Regions from separate parts of the Homo sapiens genome. Here region 2 is linked to region 1. The links are chromatin contacts, found by Hi-C or POLR2A ChIA-PET in ENCODE. All regions are on one chromosome and are shown on one strand. The core of a region is the stretch at or near the end of the contact, and the rest is flanking DNA. Distances in the headings are between cores, read along the strand shown. Region 1 has its middle 16 kb from the start of GRXCR2. Region 2 overlaps SH3RF2 (SH3 domain containing ring finger 2).

The links. A loop is a pair of places that touch in the nucleus more often than their neighbours do. ChIA-PET counts read pairs that join two places held with the same protein, here RNA polymerase II (POLR2A). Pooled maps may share reads with other maps.
Region 2: a map of heart left ventricle shows a loop between it and region 1 (2.9-fold over the local background). The contact joins two enhancer-like sites. A Hi-C loop is called at or near these places in 3 of 168 maps with a recorded cell type or tissue (ascending aorta, heart left ventricle and psoas muscle) and 5 of 50 pooled maps. POLR2A ChIA-PET finds 5 or more read pairs at or near these places in 4 of 52 experiments (HepG2, MCF 10A, PC-9 and 1 more).

The regions. Positions count from the first base shown.
Region 1 is chr5:145,855,293-145,857,992 of GRCh38, reverse strand. It overlaps a transcript of GRXCR2 not described here. Among named protein-coding and RNA genes, the nearest start is that of GRXCR2, 16 kb to the left of the region's middle. Within about 2 kb of position 1,317, at least 17 of the 41 ENCODE cell types and tissues checked have a DNase peak (open chromatin) inside an H3K27ac peak, as active enhancers do.
Region 2 is chr5:146,047,796-146,050,573 of GRCh38, reverse strand. It overlaps SH3RF2 (SH3 domain containing ring finger 2), which reads right to left. Exons shown (of 10, transcript NM_152550.4): 6 at 2,711-2,778; 7 at 1,329-1,499. The region is part of intron 1 of LOC107986458 (a long non-coding RNA gene); the gene reads left to right. Among named protein-coding and RNA genes, the nearest start is that of PLAC8L1, 56 kb to the left of the region's middle. RefSeq lists an enhancer at 1,401-1,901. Within about 2 kb of position 1,470, at least 2 of the 41 ENCODE cell types and tissues checked have a DNase peak (open chromatin) inside an H3K27ac peak, as active enhancers do.

The DNA of each region.
Region 1 (2,700 bases), core at 68-2,567:
TGTTTGAGCCCCGCTGCATACAGGACAGTATTCCAAAGTGCTTGATGTATCATGTTACCCAGAGAGGCATCATCCCTTTGGTATCTCATGGAACTTAGTTTTAGAGGAGGAGATAGATACATAAATGGATAATTGCAATGCACTGTGACAAGTGCTGGGATAGGATAATTACAGGGAGCATTTGGAGCATGCAGAAGGGGCATCTAATTTAAGCCTTAGTGGGGTTATGCAGGTTGCCCAGAGGAAGAAGTGTGAGCAACCTCAGCTTCTGTAAAGAGCCTTTAATGTTTTTCATCACATAATAAATAACCTACTAATGATCATATTTATTGTGTTCATTTCACAAGTATTCATTTATTATTGTGGTAGGAACACTTAACATGAGAACTACCCTCTTAATGAACTTTTAAGTGTACAGTATGTTATTGTTGACTATCTACAAGTATTTATGGAGCACCGAGGATGTATCAGTAGACAAAACAAACTAAATGCTCCTACGAGCTTAAATTTTGGTGAAGGAATACAGACAACTAAATATATAGATTTATGGGAATAATATATATGTTTATGCAATAAGTATAGCCTATAGAACAAAATATATACAATTATATATAGTAAGCTATATATATAACACATACATTACATATATACACACACATATATGTAACGTATAGTGGTGTTAAAAAGGACAAAAGGCTGGGCGCGGTGGCTCGCACCGTAATCCCAGCACTTTGGGAGGCTGAGGCGGGTGGATCACCTAAGGTCGGGAGATCAAGACCAGCCTGACCAGCATGGTGAAACCCCCCCTCTCTACTAAATACAAAAAATTAGCCAGACGTGGTGGCACATGCCTGCAATACCAGCTACTTGGGAGGCTGAGGCAGGAGAATCGCTTGAACCCGGGAGGTGGAGGTTGCAGTGAGCCAAGATTGTGCCACTGCACTCCAGCCTGGGCAACAAAAACGAAACTCCGTGTAAAAAAAAAAAAATAGGTTGCAATTTTTAAATTAGCTTGCAGGGAGGCTCCTTGACAAGGTGCCATTTATCAGCTTGAGACTGATGTCTAGGAATATAAATTAAAAATAAAAATAAGAAATAAGAAAAGGTGTCATTTAAAGAAAGGCCTAAAGGAGTTGAGGGAGTGAGCTGGGAAGGTGTCTGGCGTAAGACTATCCCAGGCAGAGGAAACAGCAAATGCTAGAGTCGGGAAGAAGAGCGCCTGCACCTTTGAAGAACAGGGAAGGAGCCCGCGTGGCTGGTCTGGGTGAGCATGAAGACAGCAGCGGGGATGACGTCTGAAGGGAAAGTTCGTTCTTGTGTGTCACGGCGGGGGCGCCTCCCTCAGATGCCACGATGAGAACTCGGGTTTTACTCTGAGTGAGGGCCTGCTGTGGATAGAGCCTGCTTTCTGCTACCGCCCTCCGCACTCCCTTTCAACCCCCCGCCCCCTTGCTGCTGGGGCAGGAGACGTGCAAACTACACTTTCCGGACCCCCCGTGCCCGCTGGCTTCCTGTTAGGTGCGCCAGGACACTGGGAGAGGAGAGGGAGGAAGAGCCTTCCTTTTTTTGAATCGGGTTCCCGGCGGCCTTCCCATAGGGCAGCTGCAGGAGCAGCAGCAGCAGCTAGGAATGCTGGCCGGCTGCTTGCTTCCACCAGTAGCTGCTTTACTGGCTCTGGTTGTGGGCTCGCTGAAACACCATTTTCCCTTTTGTTCCTCCTTCCTAGGGGTGGTAGTGGCTACCTGCAGTCACTAATCTTTGTAACCAATTCCCTATATTTCCTCTCTTGGAAATACCTGGAATGGTTTCTGTTTTCTTGATTGGGCACCGACTGGAGCAGAGGAGGGTCATGGTCTGATGATTTATGTTTTAACAGGCCACTCGGGCTGCTGTGTTGAGAGGAGACACCACTGGCAAGGGCAGAAATGGGAGGCCAGCTAGGAGACTATTGCAATAATCTTGGTGGCAGCTAATAGTGCCAGTGTGGTATCAGTGGATGTGGTAAAAAGTGGTCAGACAATGGATATATTGTGAAGCTAGAACCACAAGCTCTATTTACCGTCCTTTGAACTCAGGAATATTGCTATGACCCCTCGTATGCAAAACATACATACTTGAGTTCTTTGCCTATTACTGGAGACAAGTTTGCACCAAAACATCCACTTCCTGATTTGTGAACTATAAGTATTTGCCAGTGGGTTGGGCAGGGTTAGGAATAAGTTTAAACAAGGTTAACCAACTGGTACTCCACTAAGACTACAAGAATCCCTTCAGAGCTAGAAACAAACACGAAGGTTAAAAAATATCATCATAATGATGCTGTGATTAAAATAATACTATATCCTTAGAAAGCTCAAAAAAGTTTTTAATAAATACGTCTTAAAAATGTAACATCCATTCATTTATTCATTGAATAATTTTTTGTTAGATTTCTGCTATGTTCTGGACATTCGTACTAGGTCCTCAGAAGACAAAGATGAAAAAGGATTTAGTATTTATCGTTAATGAAATTACAGTCTTGGGCCTCTAGTTCACATAGTAACTGAATTTCGGCCCACAGTTTGGGGAGGACACTATAGCTACCCTTTGCTACTTACTCTAGTAACTTTCATTTGTCTGCTTGAGGTCAAGTTAGATCGGCCTGGTTTGGGGGCTGTGTTTGTTAAAGAATGTTATGTATGCATTTATTTAAATTAACAA
Region 2 (2,778 bases), core at 221-2,720, 190 kb before region 1:
ACCTCAGTTTGCCCTTGGATATTTTACAACTTTGTAACAAATTTCAAGAACTTTTCTTTGAAAGGAAAAGCTATGATCTTTTATCCTGACTTTCTGCCATGTGAAGAAATCTTTTTATACAACTTTAGATCTATGAGGACTCAGGCCGACTTTGCCTGCACTCTTTCTAAAAAGAGAGTCCACCACCTCACCAGCTAGCCTGGTTGGAAAAATCTATGGGCTAGAAAAAGCTGCCTTTTATTGAACCAAGATGTTCTTGAACGTCTTGGTTTACTGAACCAAGACCAGTTGCATACACTGATCCACTCCACTGCCCCCTCTCAGAACAAATTTACTGCCCTGTTGACACAGTGTATTGTGATCCCTCTGTCCCTTGTCTTCTACAGGTTAAATAACCCCAGTTTCTTTATCGGTTTCTGCTATGATATAGTTTGCTGTCTCCTCACCATTCTTGCTGCCCTCCTCCGGACGTGGCAGCTCACCTAAATGAAGGTCCCCAAAAGTGGGCATATGACTAGGTCTGACCCGCACAGAATACAATGGGGCTCTTTCCCTGTGATTGTGACCCTCTGGTATGTCATAAAGACAGTGTTGGATGTGTGGTGGTAGCCTCACTGCCTTGAGACAGGGTTTGCTTGGGCTGATCGGGGGTGGAGGCAGGAGGAGTCATGGATAGTTTTGGGGTCTAGGTGCATTTGTGGCAGTGGTATGAGGTGGTAAGACAAAGAGGGGGTCAATGACATGAACAGTATGCCACACAATGTAAGAGATCGGGAAAAGCGGTGAGGGAGGAGGCCCTGCAGGGTTACTAGCATTTCATCTTGGGTGTGGAGGAAGAGGTAGGGGTCTCAGTTCATGGAAACTCTGATTAGGGGTCACTCTAGCAGCCTGAGAAGTTTCCCGAGGTGCTCTGGGGAAGTCATCTGACCACATTTTCCCATCACGCCACTAGATGGAGCATTGGGATAGAGGATGTGAAGTGGGGTTCCTGGGATTTGTGCAGAAGAAAACCTGACATCCAGTTCTTGAGCAAGTTGCTTAACTCTGCACACCATTTTCATCTGTAACATAATATCTACCTTAGAGGATTCTTGGGCACAGCCTGTGAGCTAAGAGATACAAAAGTGCTTGTAAGCTGTGAAGGGCTACGAAAAAGATAACTAGTTTTGCTATTTTGTTTTAAAAGAGATAGGCGGGTTATAGAGCAAAAAGCGCTTTCTTGGCCTGTTTTCTGAAAGAGCACTGGGTCTTCCACCAGTTCAACCCACAGATGGCCCCTGGCCTAGGGTGGCCCAACCTCCCAAAGTCTGGGATTGGAGGCGACACACCTGAAAATGGGGATGACGTAATTGTTTGGGAAGATGCCGACTCGCCCGGTGACCAAGGAGACGCCCCTGAGCCAGCCGTCCTGGCACTTCCCCAGGACCCTGACGCCTTCTCCCTTTTGCAGGTCCAGCTCATCGGGTCCATGGGCTGAGTAGGAGTGCAGGGCTACAAACCTGGGAAGACACAGAGAACTGGTGAGGGAGGAAGGAAGACGTGCCTGATGGGGGGCATGGAGTGGGGGAATGGTGGAGAGAGACTGCCCAGTGGTTAGCAATAAGAACCTTCTTGGTCGAGCGGGTGCGGTGGTTCTCACCTCTAATCCCAGCAGTTCGGGAGGCCAAGGCAGGTGGATCACCTGAGGTCAGGAGTTCGAGACCAGCCTGGCCAACATGGTGAAATACCATCTCTACTAAAAATACAAAAAATTAGCTGTGACTGAAGTCCACACAGGAATCAGGCAGGTAATATCCAAGTATGAGTCAGGGGGTAAAGACAATCAGGACTGATGAGGCTGTGGAGGTGGGAATAGCTACCTGATCAAAGGCATTCAGGAAACAATCCATTGGTTTGCCAGATTCAGGGATCACCAGTATATGGCCTCCAGGCATCTCAGACATCAGGAAGTCCCTCCAGACTCCAAGGACTGTGAGACATTGGAGCGTTTTATCAAAGGGAATGGGGGAGTGTTCTCTACAAGGTTTTTTTTGTTTTGTTTTTTCTTTCTAAAATGCTATATTTATTTTTTGCTGTTTACTAAACAACATGTATTTATGACCCAACATTTTGAATCTAAAGCAAGACAATAGAAATTGCTCAATACCCAATCTCCCAGTGATGTTGTGGTATATAATCTTCCAGTCTCTTTCTACTTTTGTAAAATAATGAGCTAAGAGTGATGTGGTTTGCTAATTTGTGTTGTCTTTTTTTTTTTTTGAGACAGGGTCTCACTCTGTGGCCCAGGCTGGAGAGCAGTGGGATGATCATAGCTCACTGATGCCTCAAACTCCTGGGCTCAACCCATCCTCCTGCCTCAGCCTCCTAAGTAGCTAGGAAAATATATGTGCACAACCATTCCTGGCTAATTTTTAAATTTTTTTTGTAGAGATGAGGTCTCACTATGTTGCTCAGGCAGGTTTGGAACTCCTGGGTTCAAGCAATCCTCCTGCCTCAGCTTACTGAAGTGCTGGGATTACAGGTGTGAGCCACTGCGCCTGGCCCTAATTTCTGTTTTTCACCATTATTTCACTTGGAAGTGGTAAAGGAAGGCGACCTATTGTCTCTGGATGGGATGTTTTGGGAATGGTGATGCTAGATCACCACTGTACATGGTAAAGATGACCCCTTTGTGCCAGGACTTGGGTGAAGGGATGAGCCTTTTACTCACATGTTCGCTGAGAGGTGTTGCTGGGAGCCAGGCAGACTGACCACGGCTGTGGAATGTCCTGGAGAGAC